Linked DNA regions of Homo sapiens: region 1 is linked to region 2. Evidence: read pairs that join two places in POLR2A ChIA-PET (ENCODE). Cell type or tissue: A673. All regions are shown on one strand. Links, peaks and the distances in the headings refer to the core of each region. The heading gives the core; the rest is flanking DNA. Region 1 overlaps SSH2 (slingshot protein phosphatase 2). Region 2 has its middle 5.3 kb from the start of EFCAB5.

What was found. ChIA-PET counts read pairs that join two places held together with the same protein. Peaks named below come from ENCODE experiments on the same cell type or tissue, not always from the same donor. Only the 100,000 strongest peaks of a DNase experiment are listed, where the experiment ranks them.
Region 1: POLR2A ChIA-PET joins it to region 2 with 13 read pairs; 3 of 35 experiments call an interaction of 5 or more read pairs at or near these places.

The regions. Positions count from the first base shown.
Region 1 is chr17:29,683,228-29,691,616 of GRCh38, forward strand. SSH2 (slingshot protein phosphatase 2) reads right to left here. Exons shown (of 16, transcript NM_001282129.2): 6 at 1,336-1,457. Among named protein-coding and RNA genes, the nearest start is that of SSH2-AS1, 48 kb to the left of the region's middle. In A673, for the core only: no CTCF peak of the experiment used is centred there; no DNase peak of the experiment used is centred there; H3K27ac peaks cover 4,452 bases.
Region 2 is chr17:29,932,167-29,940,555 of GRCh38, forward strand. It overlaps a transcript of EFCAB5 not described here. Among named protein-coding and RNA genes, the nearest start is that of EFCAB5, 5.3 kb to the right of the region's middle. RefSeq lists a silencer at 1,205-1,499. In A673, for the core only: a CTCF peak has its summit at 1,365 (motif pointing right); a DNase peak (open chromatin) is centred at 1,395.

The DNA of each region.
Region 1 (8,389 bases), core at 209-8,208, 250 kb before region 2:
CCACAGCGTAAAGATCTGCTTAGCAGCCACATTCCAAAGTCTTCCGAAGGTTTCTCCAGAAAAAGTGGGAAAAATAAAAAAGGAAAGCAACAAACCTTAAGGACACACGAAAAGGCCAGGTGTTGTGTGTCATCTTTCATCATAGAATGTAAAGTACAGCTAAAGCCAAAGGTACATAAAAAGTTCTGCTTTGAGTTTAAGGAGCCATCCCGTACCACCCCATCCCCGCCCCGCCCACCATCCTTTTTAACTCAATAGAAGGAAAAAGGAGGCATAGCATTTGGTAAAAGCAAGGTTTAAACAAAACAGACTGTAGTTTAAGTGGGATCTCTTTGTATCTGGGACTACTGGTATACTACCACAAAGGGTAGGTGCCCTAGAATCACCAAAGTGAATCATTACTGACTACAATAGAGTAGGCCAGGTGCAAGGCTCATGCCTGTAATCCCAGCACTTTGGGAAGCCGAAGTGGGAGGATTGCTTAAGCCCAAGAATTCAAGACCAGCCTGGCCAACATAAGGAAATCTTCTCTCCAGAAAAATAAGGAAAAAAAAAAAAAAAAGACCAAATAGCTGGGTATGGTGGTGCATGCCTGTACTTCTAGCTACTTAGGAGGCTGAGGTGGAAGGATTCCTAGAGCCCAGGAGGAATTTGAGGCCGTAGTGAGCTGTGACTGCATCACGGCACTTCAGCCTGGGCAGCAGAGCGAGACGCTGTCTCAAAAAGAGAAATAAAAAGGCAGCTTTTTTTCCATGGAAATGTAACTTTGAAACCACTTGCTTTATATTGTGACTATCTAAAGATGAGATGAAGGTATGGAATAATGGTAAATTGGAAACACACGACCAAAGACATTCACTAAACATTCTTGTTTCTCAAGACTGTGGCTAAGATACTTATGTTCTTTAGTTTTATGTCTTGTACTTTAACAGCAGAACTGCACAAGATATTTTTGTGATAAAAGGCAACTGGGGCCAGGCACGGTGGCTCACGCCTGTAATCTCAGTACTTTGGGAGGCTGAGGTGGGTGGATCACTTGAGGTCAGGAGTTTGAAACTGGCCAATATGGCAAAACCCCATCTCTACTAAAAATACAAAAATTAGTTTGGCATAGTGGTGTACACCTGTAATTCCAGCTACTCAGGAGGCTGAGGCAGGAGAATCGCTTGAACCCGGGAGGCGGAGGTTGCAGTGAGCCGAGATTGAGCCACTGCACTCTAGTCTGGGCAACAGAGTGATGACACTCCGTCCCCATTAAAAAAAAAAAAAAAAAAAAGCAACTGGAACAGGTTACTTAAAAAGCAGTTTTCACATTTTGAAATGGTACCACCATACCTGTCATTAGAGGAGAAATCCATTCCTAGGACGATGCTTTCTTCAGTGTCTTGTCTACCATTAGTTGAAACCACTACCATATAGCGTGTTCGATTCTGGTAAGTACTTTCCAGTCTTACAGCCTGGAATTTAGCAGACAACAGAGAAATTATGAAATTTAGGACATTAATTTCAGATCATTTCAACCCTTTTTCATCAGCATCTTAAAGCATACTCACGAAGGCAGCAGAGCCAGTAGTTAGGAGACATAAATTAAAATCTCAGCTCGTACACTAGCTATAAAAACTTTGGTAAGTTACTAAATTAATTGGAGGGAGATATAATAATACCTAACTGTCAGGTTGTTTTAAGAATCTTATAAAATAATACAGTAAAGCACAGTGCTTGGCACACAGTAAATGCTCAATAAGATGTTTGTTATTAGTGCAATTTATACTAATTACCACAGTGTGTAATAAAGACTGAAGAGGGAAATGTGAGGTATATGAATGTGAGCATTGGTCTCAGAGATGCAATTCCCACAAACAATTATAATATGGAGCAAACTATTAGCATCATCTAAGGGGAGTACTGACTTTGCTATACTGAATTCCTGCATGTTAATGCACTATAAGATTTTCTTCAGTTTCGATGATAATGAAAGGAGATTGCATTTTTAGAAACTTCTCATTTTTTGTCAAAAGTTTTAATTTATTCTTAATTAAATTTTAAAAGGACCCTCAGAAAATCTGAATATGGACAGGGTCTTAGATGAAATTAAGGATTTACTGTTAATGTAATAACAGCATTGTGGTTACTGTGACTTTTTCTTAAGTACCTGGAGTGAAATGACATGGTTTCTGAGTTTTACTTTAAAATGTTCCAACAAAAAAATTTAACAGGGAGTGGGGACAGATGAAAGAAATCAGACAAAAGGTTGATGGTTATTAAAGCTGAGTAATGGCCAGGCACGGTGGCTCATGCCTGTAATCCCAGCACTTTGGGAGGCCAAGGTAGGCAGATCACCAGAGGTCAGGAGTTCAAGACCAGCCTGGCCAACATGGTGAAACACTGTTTCTACCAAAAATACAAAAAAAATTAGCTGGGCGTGGTGGCGCACGCCTGTAATCCCAGCTACTTAGGAGGCTGAGGCAGGAGGATCACTGGAACCCAGGAGGCGGAGGTTGCAGTGAGCTGAGATCACCCCACTGCCCTCCAGCCTGGGTGACAGAGTGAGACTCTGGTTCAAAAAAAAAAAAAGCTCAGTAATGAGTTTGTGAGGATGTACTTTCTTTCTTTCTTTTCTTTTTCTTTTTTTTTTTTTGAGACAGAGTTTCGCTCTTGTTGCTCAGGCTGGAGTGCAATGGTGTGATCTCGGCTCACCGCAACCTCTGCCTCCCGAGTTCAAGCGATTCTCCTGCCTCAGCCTCCCGAGCAGCTGGGATTATAGGCATGCGCCACCACATCCAGCTAGTTTTGTATTTTTATTAGAGACGGGGTTTCTCCATGTTGGTCAGGCTGGTCTCAAACTCCCAAGCTCAGGTGGTCTGCCCACCTCGGCCTCACAAGATGCTGGGGTTTACAGGCGTGAGCCACCGCGCCCAGCCTTGATAAGTTCAAAAAGGTATCTTATAAGCCTTAAAAATAAAACAACTACAGGCAACACATTCAAATATTTATTACACATATATTATATATACAATAACAATGCCAAGTGCTGAGGATTCAGTGGTAGAAGAGAGAGACATGATCTATGCCCTCATCGAGTTATATAGTCTAGGCTACTCTTCTTTCATTTGTTAATAATAGTTTTAAAATGACAGTTTTTTTTTTTTTAAGAGACGGAGTCTTGCTCTGCCTCTCAGGCTGGAGTGCAGTGGTGTGATCTCGGCTCACTGCAACCTCCACCTCCCAGGTTCAAGCAATTTTCCTGCCTCAGCCTCCTGGGTAGCTGGGACTACAGGCACATGCTGCCACGCCCGGCTAATTTTTTTTTTTTTTGTATTTTAGTACAGATGGGGTTTCACCATGTTGCCCAGGCTGGTCTCGAACTCTGAACTCAGGCAATCCACCTGTCTTGGCCTCCCAAAGTGCTAGGATTACATGCACGGGCCACTGCACCCAGCCTTTTCTTTTTGTTTTTTTGAGACAGAGTCTCCCTCTGTCACCCAGGCTGGAGTGCAATGGCGTGATCTCGGCTCACTGCAACCTCCGCTTCTTGGGTTCAAGCGATTCTCCTGCCTCAGCCTCCCAAGTAACTGGGATTACAGGCACATGCCACCATGCCTGGCTAATTTTTGTATTTTTATAGAGACAGGGTTTCACCATGTTGGCCAGATGGCCAGGCTGGTCTCGAACTCCTGCCTCAGGTGATCCACCCACCTCAGCCTCCCAAAGTGGTGGGATTACAGGCGTGAGCCACCCACCTGGCAAAATGACAGATCTTTGAAGCCAGAAAAATGTGCTCTGGAGGCAAATTCTTCTGTATAAAATAACCCCTATTCCTTAGAGAAACAGAATTCTAATCCATCAACTGGCTCATTATATTTGTCAGAAATTTCTATTTGGAACTTTTTTTTCAGTGCTGCTGTTCTTGGAGTCTCCCTCCTGTTAACTCTGTCACCATTCCAAAATGGCCAGGCCAAGGGAAAAAGAGGCATAGTTACACGGCTCAAATGACCCATTTAGCAAGGCAGAGGTGAGACTCCCATGGCTATCTTTTTGTCTCTATTCTGATACTCCTAGGAAAAGCTAGGGAAGCACAAACAGCAGAAGTGGCTACATTAAATCTTGTTTCTAATAAGAACGGATATAACAAGAATGTAATGCTTACCATTCTGATGCCAAATGCATAAGATAGAGAGCTGTACTTTTGACTTCATGTTCCATGAAGTAATTGAGCATTTAAAACCAAATTCACTTATGAGAAGCTAAGCGGAACTAACATTTAAATGGACTAAGATCTAGAAGGCTGGGATCAAGGGTGGGATATTATACACACAGAAAAATGAATAAATAGTAAATGTACATGTGGCAGACCGGGAGGCAGTACTGACTCCTTCTCTGATTGTAGAAACACTCTACAACATGTTAATTAATCACAAATCCTGGTGCAGGTAAACTGGATTTTCTTATAAACAAGATCTCGCATATTATTACATATTTATATTTGGGCCTCCCTTGGCCCAAGTTTCCTGAATGTGTTAGAGGCTCTTTTATTCTCTGTCAACGCTCCAAGAATTTCTGGCAAGGCTCAAATACAAATGGCCTGGGAACAAATGAACTTTGTTTCTGACAATTTATTTACAGCTCCTACACCAACCAGTGGCAACTGATTGGCTAAGTCAAAGCTGATAAAAGGAAAAATATAACTTTCATAAGTATTATCTATAATGCAAGTTACCAGCCAAGTTAGAAGTGGGCTGCAAGAGTTTCTTTGTAAGTGATATTCATTGCAAACATTAGTGTTTTTTTTTTTTTATTTTTCGAGATGGAGTCTCACTCTATCGCCCAGGCTGGAGTGCAGTGGTGTGATCTTGGCTCACTGCAACCCCCGCCCCCCGGGTTCAAGCGGTTCTCCTGCCTCAGCCTCCCAAGTAAACGGGATTACGGGCACCTGCCACTGCGCCTGGCTCATTTTTGTGTTTTTAGTAGAGATGGGGTTTCACCATGTTGGCCAGGATGCTCTCGATCTCTTGACCTTGTGATCCACCCGCCTCGGCCTCCCAAAGTGCTGGGATTACAGGTGCGAGCCACTACGCCCGGCCAGATGTCTCTTTAAAGTTTATTTTATAATATCAAAAGCATTTCAAATGTTTGGCTCTCCCTTGCTTACTCAAACTGTAACAGAAGTTCCCAAACCTAATGAGAAGGGCCCCAGACATTTAATACTGACTTAGGCTTGAATAACATGCATATCTCAGATCCATTCAATTTTAAGCTTCTTTTTTGTTTTTGTGTTTCACTCTGTTACCCAGGCTGGAATGCAGTGGTGTGATCTGCAACCTCTGCCTCCCGGGGTCCAGCAATCTTCCCACCTCAGCCTCCCAAAGAGCTGGGACCACAAGTGCCCGCCACCATGCTTGGCTAATTTTTTGTATCTTTGGTAGAGATGGGGTTTCACCATGTTGTCCAGACTGGTCAATTTTAAGCTTCTTAAATGGAAGAATAGCACTTAAGAGTTCCTGGAATTTGATCACAGGCCTCTAGACAGTACCTACAGTATTGATTCAACACCTATATCCTAATTAGAAGGATGAGATAAAAATCTTTGAAGAAAAAATTCTGAAATGTGAGGGGATAAACCCAAGACTTTAATTAAAGTTCCTTTTAGGCCGGGCGCAGTGGCTCACGTCTGTAATCCCAAAACTTTGGGAGGCTGAGGCAGGTGGATCGCTTGAGGTCAGGAGTTCGAGATCAGCTGGCCAACAGGGCAAAATCCTCTCTCTACTAAAAATACAAAAAAAATTAGCTGGGTGTGGTGGCATGTGTCTATAATCCCAGCTACTCAGGAGGCTGAGGCAGGAGAATTGCTGGAACCCAGGAGGAGGAGGTTGCAGTAGGTTGAGATCACGCCACTCCACTCCAGCCTGGGCGACAGGGCAAGTGAGACTCTCAAAAAAAAAAAAAAGTTCCTTTTAAGCTTCAAGATTCTAGGTTAAGGAATTAAAAATCTATGTGCCGCAGCCATAAGGAAAAGTCTAACGCCCATCCTGGTTTAAGGTTTATTTCGTATTCCTCTGTTGGAGATAAGATTAAGCAAAATCTAATAATTTATTAACACAATCAAATAAATTTAAAATGGCAATTTTGTACATAATATCCTAATTTTGAAAAGGACAGCATTTCCAATGTTTCTTCAGTCTCCAGAACCTATATTGAAATCAATGACTGGAATAAGACAATAATTGAGATGCATTTGATTTATCAACTAAAGTTCTCCTTGAAAAGGACACTACTGAAGTCCATTTTAATTGTCTAAACAAAACAATTATTCTGGACTTTAAAACTTGGCAGCAATAGTAACTAAGATTATATTTCCAAGAAACTACATTTACTGCCTAAATGTGGAATCCTATTACAAGTTACAGGTGAATTGGATCCAGCAATCTTAGGACTGAAGTAGGTCTGAGAAGTCATCCCCTGCCTCTTTATTCCTGAAGAACCCAATCTGTTTTCAAAGCTCATCTATTAAAGAATAATGCTATTCCCTCGGCATCCAATTTAAATGTTTAACCTAATTACAAGCAGTTTACAAACTGGGCATAGTGGCATGCCAGCTACTCGGGAGGCTGCAGTGGGAGTATTACTAAAAATACAAAAATTAGCAGGGCATCATGGCATGTACCTGTAATCCCAGCTACTCAGGAGGCTGAGTCGTGAGAATCAGTTGAACCCAGGAGGCAGAGGCTGCAATAAGCCGAGAACACACCACTGCATTCCAGCCTGGGTGACAAAGCGAGATCCATCTCAAAAAAAAAAAAAAAAAAAAAAAAGAGCTTCTCTCCTCAGCATCATCTAACATCAGGAAATACTCCTCCTTAAGCTTAAACTGTAACTTTGCCTTTAATTTCTTTTCACCACTGGGTGCAGTGGCTCACGCCTATAATCCCAGCACTTTGGGAAGCCAAGGCGGGCAGATCACCTGAGGTCGGGAGTTCAAGACCAGCCAGACCAATATGGAGAAACCCGGTCTCTCCTAAAAATACAAAAAATTAGCCAGGCGTGGTGGCGCATGCCGGTAATCCCAGCTACTCAGGAGGCTGAGGCAGGAGAATCGCTTGAACCTGGGAGGCGGAGGTTGTGGTGAGCCAAGATTGCGCCATTGTACTCCAGCCTGGGCAAAAGAGTGAAACTCTGTCTCAAAAAAAAAAAAAAAAAGACTTAATTTCTTTACACCAAGAGTCTTACATGCATGCCCCTGTGTGCATGATGTAAGACTCTTGGTGAAAAGAAATTAATTACCCCCAGTAAACTACATTATAAAGGCCCAATGTCTAAGACAGGCAGTTCACCCAATCCATCAGAGAGAAAGGTTCCAAAAGTAGGTAAATATTAAATGCTAGTCAAAAGAATGAAGCAAAATCAATAGCCAAAATTAAAACAGGCTTCACTTGTGACACTAGTAAACTAAAGAACACTGTCTTCAAAAGAAAAAGATTAGAGCTTCAGGAAGTCTCTGAATTTTTTTTTAAATCAGTCTGTATGAAATTCTTAAATATGAATTATATTCTGTGTAGCCATTAAAAACCATGATTTATTTATTGACATGGAAAGATATCCATGATAAACTATGAAGAAAGTAGGTTACAAAAAGGTATTTCTATTTTTATCACATTTTCGTAGAAACAAAACAATGCTCTTCCTCTCACTCTTTACACACACACACACACAGACACACACACACACATAGACACACACACTCTCTCTCTCATATATACATATTTAAAAAAAGAGTGGAAGGATACTTATCCAAATTGCTGAGAACGATTTTCTCAGAATGTAGAATACAGAGTGATTTTTATTTTATTTATACCTTTTTGCATTGTTTGGGAGAAAAAAAAACCCCACATAATACATTTATAGCTAGAAAAAATGAACCAATTTCCATTTTAGAAAGCAACATATGATGAAAACCAAAATCATAAAACTTCTCATTTTCTTGAATTCTCCTGCAAAATACTCAAAAAAGACCTCTTTGTACCTTATCAACACTTCAGCTTTAGTTAAGAACATCAATTGAAATTACTTCAAATGTCCTGAAAATTCTTAATTTCTCAGATTAATGTTTTAATTAAATGGTTGATCTTTGGTAACGTGCAAGAGTACTATAAAACCACTTTCTTTATTTTACTAGCTACAGTTTTTCTAAGTACTACAGTTAATGCTTGATGCCTGTATTTGGAACACAGAGCTTCCCTGGAGGAAAAGATTGGCTTTGTCCTATTTTCTCTCTTTTTTTTTTTTTGAGACAGAGTCTCGCTCTGTTGCCCAGGCTGGAGTGCAGTGGCACGATCTCGGCTCACTGAAAGCTCTGCCTCCCGGGTTCACACCATTCTCCTGCCTCAGCCTCCTG
Region 2 (8,389 bases), core at 255-8,254:
TTGAGACGGAGTCTCCCTTTGCCACCCAGGCTGGAGTGCAGTGGTGCAATCTCGGCTCACTGCAACCTCCGCCTCCCGGGTTCAAGCAATTCTCCTGCCTCAGCCTCCCGAGTAGCTGGGATTACAGGGGCCCGCCACCACACCCGGCTAGTTTTTATATTTTTAGTAGGGACGGGGTTTCACCGTATTGGCCAGGCTGGTCTCGAACTCCTGTCCTCAAGTGATCTGCCCACCTCGGCCTCCCAAAGTGCTAGGATTACAGATGTGAGCCACTGTGCCCGGCTTTTTTTTTTTTTTTTTTTTTTTGACACGGATTTTTGCTCTTGTTGCCCAGGCTGGAGTGCAATGGCACCATCTCAGCTCACTGCAACCTCCACCTCCCGGGTTCAAGCTATTCTCCTGTCTCAGCCTCCTGAGTAGCTGGGATTACAGGCATGTGCCACCACGCCCGGCTAATTTTATGTCTTTTTAGTAGATATGGGGGTTTCACCATGTTGGTCAGGCTGGTCTCGAACTCCTGACCCCAGATGATCCACCTGCCTTGGCCTCACAAAGTGCTGGGATTACAGGTGTGAGCCCCCGCACCCGGCCATCATTCTTTTTCTTAATAGTAGAAGTAGATTAGTGGTCAAGACATGTTTCATCTGTAGGTAAGTGTGGAACATTTTTGTTCCACATATCTAAGGTGATAAAATCCTGATCAAAATTGAATTATGGGATGACAAAATTCACATTGTTTGTATCAGGAAGTTAATTTATTAATTTTCAGGGGAAATATCTCTTCCTGGTATATACCTTTTAAGGAAACTAAGATTTGGAAATTATTGGTGCATGTTCATTAATTTATTTACTAATAATTGAGAAAATATTTATTGAATGTGTATCATATACTAGACACTGCTTTAAGAACAAGACAAATGTTTATCTACCTCTTAGGGGCTCAAAGCCAATTAGTAGGGGAAAACACATCAACAAATAATTAGAGCGTAGCTTAGTGGTACCATGGCTTCTGTCACCTCGGCTAGGCGCGAAAGGAGGTATGTAGAAATATAGAAGAAGTCTATATACGTACAAAGTTCTATAGAAACAAAGGAGAGAAGGTCTGGGCAAATGTGCTCTTTATGATATTGGCTTTCAGGCTTTGTCTGCAGATCCCAGTACAGTCGCTTTGCGAACGGAGCTGGACCACACTAAGCATTTGATGAAATCTATGCTTTGTGCCCCATTTATACCTAATTTCCCTAGGCTCCACCCTGGTTCCTCCTAGGTCTTCTGGTGAACTGAGAGAGGAGATATCTTCTAATAGAGTGAAGAGCCTAGGATCCTCTTACTATTCTAGCTGAATTTGAGGAGAGAGAGGCCAAGAGCAGGATTCCCAAAAGAGGGAGCCAAAGAGACAAAAGTCCTCCTAGTTCTACTTAGAGCACTTTCACTCTTCCCACCTGCGATGCTGGAGGCCTGGTTGTACCACTGGAGTCCATTTAACCCTTAACTTGTATCAATACTTCTTCCGGGGTGAAATTATAGGGGAGCTTGAAATCTCTGAGGTTAGCTGGTTCTCAAGCTTTGAGAACCTGATGAAAACTATTGACCTTCTCTCCAGAAAAATGTACTTGCATATTTCTCATACCTACTAAAACCTATCAAGGAACCAAGGTGAAGAATCCTGATCTAAATGTTAAAGGGGTGGTTCTCTACCTTTTTTTTCCACATCATGACATCCATAGAAATAGTATTTGTACAGCACACTGGGATAAATTAAAGGGGATTTGGAGGCAGCTAATTACATGGGGCTTGGTGAAAAAAATTGTTTCTTTATATTACTTACTTTTAATGACAAAAATAAACATATTAAGGATGACACTAAATATTGAATTTGTATACATTTCCAAACAAAGATGTCTAAAAATTTAATGAAAAACCTGAGATTGCTTCTGTAAACATAACATTTTTTATACAGGATTTTATGATTGAAATGACGGCTTGCAGTTCTTGAATGAGACAGTTTAACAGTGATGTCTTCAAATTCTTGGTAGTCATTATTGATGAGAATTTAGTTCATACAAGTAGGTGATAAAAAAACTTTTAAACAATTTTCACAACAATTCAAAATTTAAAAGTATAAATTATAATTGATAATATATCCACATTATCACAGGGTATTTCCTCGTTACATTTGCCAATGGGAATTTCCCCATCTACCCAAACACTTTTTGTGTCAAGTATCTATTGCAAAATATTGATAAAGGTCTAATTTGCAGAGTTAGATTGTGTTATTAGATCAATAATTCTTCATCTAACTTGAACATAATTAAAAGGGCGCATCAGATATAAACAAAAGGAAGAATGCTATATATATAAAAAGAGAGATCATAAGCTGAGTTCATCAGGAGTACCTAGCAGGCCTCCCTGCATTTCCTGGCCTTATCTGAGGCTGTAAGTCCTGCTCTTTTGGTACCTGGAACATCCTCCAAAGCTCAGTGTTTACAATAGGCAGCAGTGTGTACTACAATTGTCTTGTGAAAGTGATGACCTGGTGGTAGAATACTCCTTGGCTTTGCTTGGCAAGAACTTCATTGTGCTGTCCACCAGTGGGACCATGGGCATACTAGGGTGGGTATTCACACCCTGATTTTGGGGGGCTGCTGAGAATCTCTAGATCACACTGCTTCTTGCCAGGAGTGAATTACCTAGATTTATCAACCACTCCAGTTATTTTAAGTAACTCCTCAGGCTGAATAGATCCCTATCTTGCAATATATCTATAACTCATTCATTGCATACCAAATGAAGTATTTCACTTAAAAGATTATGACTTATATAGCTAAGCTTAAGACAGAGCAAAAAAAAAGTGAGTCAAAAAAAAAGACACAAGAAATCATGGTCCTATCCTTGATAATCCAATCCCTTATATTTGAAACAATTTGGGCATAATTATAAGTATAAATTAATATAGCACAGATATATAAGAGCTGAGAGCAACTGCAGTATTATTGAGTCATGTGTTGCCTTCACTTGGTTGTATTTTTTCTTAAGTTTTATAAAAACTTTAACTTTTACTAACTTCATTTAACTGTGTCCTGACAGGAGACAGAAAGAACACCAGCTTGGGTGGGGTGTGGTGCCTCATGCCTGTAAGTCCAGTACTTTGGGAGGCTGAGGCAGGAGGATTGCATAAGGCTAGGAATTTGAGAGCAGCCTGGGCAGCATAGTAAGACCTCATCTCTCCAAAAAATACCACAATTAGCCAGGTGTGGTGGTACACACCTGCAGTCCTAGCTACTTAGGGGGCTGAGGTGGGAGAATTGCTTGAGCCCAGGAGGTTGAGGTTGCAGTGAGCTATGACTGTGCCATTATACTCCAGCCTGGGTGACAGAGCAAGACCTTGTCTCAAAAAAACAGAAACTCTACCAGTTATTTGCCAAGAAATTTTAACAAAGAATTAATAACTAGATATAAAGTTGTTAAGTAGATACCTAAAAAAGTAAAAAGAGAAATCTGAGGTATCACAATGGTGAGTAATTCATCCCACCTTAAGGGCTAGAAAAAAAAAAACAAACAAACAAAAAACAAGAAAAAACAGAGGAAGCAAAGGGAAAAATTTAGAAATTTAGAGGATTGGCCCCACAGAGCTAAAACTAAGGTCTCTGAAGAGAAAGTGCTGCTCAGCTGGTGTTAGTGCCTCTGAGATTAGAGGAGGGGCTTCATGGCACCCATGGTTCTGAGACACAGACTTCTGAAGCAGGAGCACTGGCTGGCTGGTGGTGGTGCCTTAGAGTAATGAAAATTATAGAACTATAGAAAAACTACTACAAACTGGATTCAGCTGTTGCTACAAAAAGGAAATGCTGCTACCAGGATGAAGAAGCATTACTAGGTGAACCACACAGGAACCAAAAGGCCACAAGAAGCAGTCAGGGAAAAAGTGGCACATATACACCATGGAATACTATGCAGCCATAAAAAAGGATGAGTTCATGTCCTTTGTAGGGACATGGATGAAGCTGGAAACCATCATTCTGAGCAAACGATCGCAAGGACAAAAAACCAAACACCTCATGTTCTCACTCATAGGTGGGAATTGAACAATGAGAACACTTGGACACAGGAAGGGGAATATCACACACTGGGGCCTGTCGTGGGGTCGGGGGAGAGGGGAGGGATAGCATTAGGAGATATACCTAATGTAAATGATGAGTTAATGGGTGCAGCACACCAACATGGCACATGTATACATACATAACAAACCTGCACGTTGTGCACATGTACCCTAGAACTTAAAGTATAATAATAATAAAAAAAGAAGCAATCGGGATAGACAAGAAGGAGCAAGTCTCTTGTCTTCCCTTCAGGTATGGGATGTCCCTCTGGTGCCCCCAGTTAGCACAGTATAACAAAGCCAGCTGGCAAGGCAAAAGAAATGTGATTTTCAGGGTCTCAGCTTTAGCAACAAAGAAGAGTAAAAATGGGTGAATTTGGAGATGAGACAATAATTTAATAACTGGCACTTGATTGATAGGGAAATTGATGCCAGAATGGAATTTATTTCCCATCCTCTGGTTTGCATATATCTCTTAAAGACAGTTAAAGACCTTGCTACTTCCTGCTCCTCGGATACAATCAGCATACTTTCATCAATGTGATGCTGACTGGGAAGTCAAGATGCTCAATATCTCTGTAGACTATATTATGGCAGAGAGCTAGAGAAATGATGTAGCCCTGAGCAAGACTGTGAAGGGATATTGTTGGCCCTGCCAAGTAAAACCAAACTGCTTCAGGTGTTTCTTGCCAATTTATATGGAGAAATAAGCATTTTTCTGGGACAATAGCTACATACCAGGTGTCAAGGACTGTGTTGATTTGCTCCAATAAAGATACTACGTATGGAAGAGGAGGTGCAAGTGGAGGCATAATCTGATAAAATTTACAGTAATCCACAGTCATTCTCCAAGATCCATCCACCTTCTTCACAGGCCAAACAGGCAAGTTAAATTGGTGTGAGGTAGCTTTCATCACTCCTGCTTCTTTATTTATTTATTTTTTTTTTGAGACTCCTGTCGCCCAGGCTGGAGTGCAGTGGTGCAATCTCGGCTCACTGCAACCTCCGCCTCCCAGGTTCAAGTGATTCTCCTACCTCAGCCTCCCAAGTAGCTGGGATTACAGGCATGTGCCACCACGCCCGGCTAATTTTCATATTTTTAGTAGAGACGGGGTTTCACCATGTTGACCAGGCTGGTCTCAAACTCCTGACCTCAGGTGATCCACCCGCCTCAGCCTCCCAAAGTGCTAGGATTACAGGCATGAGACACTGTGCCCAGCCTCACTCCTGCTTCTTTCAGATCTTTACCGGTTTCATTAATCTTTGTAATCCCCCATCCTCCCAACCCCAAGGAAGCAATATTTTTGTTTACTGTCCTGGTGTGTTTGAAGGGAGTTTGAGGGGAGGTTTTCAAAGGCTTCCACTTGGCCCTTCCTACTATAATAGTCCTTATTCCAGAGTCAGAGAAAGGATATAGAGATCCTGCCAGTTACCAGTATCTCTGTTCTAATTATATATTCAGGGACTGATGAAATCACCACAGGGTGGTTCTATAGCCCTACTAAACCACTGTGATTCAAACTTGAGTTAAGACTCCATCTGGCCACCGCAAACCCCCACTTAACCTTATGGACTGAAGTGGTATTTTGGATCCCCAGGATTAACATCAGTTTAGAATCAGTGTTTAGATATCTCTGAAAAACCTGGATATTCCTTTTCCCTAGCACAAAGCCATTTTAGGAAATGGCCATCAATCTCTGTGGAAAAGACTTAGAGGAAGATTTTTCAGTATATACTAGTGGCAATGCTACAGAGCTCTTTCTCAAAGGGACCCACCTTTCAATTAAGGAACTGGGTGAGAGGTTGGAATTCTCCATTGTGGTGACTAAAATTATATTTTTGGCCCTCATACAGGCAGACCTGGGAGATATTTTGGGTTTGGTTCCAGACCACTACAATAAAGAGAACATCACAATAAAGTGGTCACATGAAGTTTTGGTTTCCCAATGCATATATAAAAGTTATATTTATACTATAGTCTATTAAGTGTGCAGTAGGATTATGTCTAAAAAATGTGCATATCTTAATTTAAAAATACTTTTTTGCTAAAAAATGCTAACAATCGTATGAGCCTTTATCCACTCAAAATCTTTTTGCTGATGCAGGATCTTGCCTCGATGTTGATAGATGATAACTGATCAGAGTAGTGGTTGCTGAAGGCTAGCATGGCTGTGAAAATATCTTAAATTAAGACAATTGAGTTTGCCACATTGATTGACTCTTCCTGTCTTGGATAATTTCTCTGTAACATTTGATGCTGTTTGATAACTTTTTACCCACAGTGGAACTTCTTTCAAAATTAGTCAGTCCTGTCATATCCTACCACTGCTTCAACAACTAAGTTTATGTAGTATTCTAAATCCTTTGTTGTCATTTCAATGATGTTCACAGTGTCTTCACCAGGAGTGATTCCACCTCAAGAAACTGCTTTCTTTGCCCATCTATAAGAAGACACTCCTCATTCATTCAAGTTTTATCATGAGATTGCAGCAATTTAGTCACATCTTCAGGCCTCACTTCTAATTCTAGTTCTTTTGCTATTTCCATTACATCTGCAGTTACTTCCTCCACTGAAGTCCTGGGGCCCTCAAAGTCATCCATGAGGGTTGGAATCAACTTCTTCCAAACTCTGTTAATGCTGATATTTTGACTTCCTTCCATGAATCACAAATGTTCTTAATGACATCTAGAATGGTGAATCCTTTCAAGAAGGTTTTCAATTTACTTTGCCCAAATCCATCAGAATCATCACTGTCTATGGAAGCTATAGCCTTATGAAATGTATTTCTTAAGCAAGACTTGAAAGTTTAAATTGGTCTTTGATCCATGGGCTGCAGAATGGATTCTGTGTTGACAGGCGTGGGAACAACATTAATTACCTTGTACATTTCCATCAGAGCTCTTAGGTGACCAAGTACACTGTCAATGAACAGTAATATTTTGAAAGGAATCAATTTTCCTGAGCAGTAGATCTCAAGGGTGTATTTAAAATATTCCTTAAGCCATACTGTAAACAAATGTGCTGTCATCCAGACTTTGTTGTTCCATTTATAGAGTACAGGCAGAATAGATTTAGCATAATTCTTAAGGGTTAAGATTTTTGAAATGATAAATGAGCATTGGTTTCAACTTAAAGTCACCAGCTGCATTAGCCCCAAACAAGAGAGTGAGCCTATCCTTTGAAGCTTTGAAGCCAGACGTTGACTTCTCTCCAGCTATGAAATCCTAGATAGCATCTTCTTCCAATAGAAGGCTGTTTAGTCTGCATGGAAAATCCATTGTTTAGTGTAGCCACCTTCATTGACGATCTTAGTTATATCTTTTGGGTAACTTGCTGCAACTTCTACATCAGCACTTGCAGCTTCACCTTGCACTTTTAAGTTATGGAGATGTCTTCTTTCCTTAAACCCCATGAATCAACTTCTGATAATTTTCAGCTTTTCCTCTGCAGCTTTCTCACCTCTCTCAGCCTTCACAGAATTGAAGAGAAGTTAGGGCCTTGCTCTGGATTGGGCTTTGGCTTAAGGGAATGTTGTAGCTGATTTGATCTTCTATCCAGACCACTAACACTTTGTCCATATCAGCATATCTGCTATATGAATTCTTCAAACACTTTTTGAACCTTGAGTGTTTGTTCCTTCTGCTTCAAATTTCTTACTAGTCTTTTACTATCCAGCTTCCTTTGTGAAAATGTCCCTAACTACCCTGGGAAAATTAACTGCTTATTTCTCTGTTCCTTAACATTTTGTGTGTACCTCTACTCTTGCACTTTGCAGATTGAATTGCATCTCTTTCCCTCACTGAACTGGGAACTCTTTTTTTTTTTTTTGAGATGGAGTTTCGCTCATTGCCGAGGCTGGAGTGCAATGGCATGATCTTGGCTCGCTGCAACCTCCGCCTCCCGGGTTCAAGCCATTTTCCTGCCTCAGCCTCCTGCGTAGCTGGGATCACAGGCACCTGCCAACACACCCAGCTACTTTTTTGTATTTTTAGTAGAGACAGGGTTTCACTATGTTGGCTAGGCTCGTCTCGAACTCCTGACCTCAGGTGATCCACCCGCCTTGGCCTCCCAAAGTGCTGGGATTACAAGCGTGAGCCCCTGCGCCCGGACTAAACTGGGAACTCTTTAAGGCAGGTCTTATTCATCCTTTTAAGACCTAACCTTTGCCTGCATATAGAAAGCACCTAATAAAGTCTTATTGAGTTGAATTTATCTGAGTGCATCCAAACCAAATAGATTTTAAAAGAAATGGAAGGAAGCTTCTCAGCAATTTCAGGAGATGGACACCA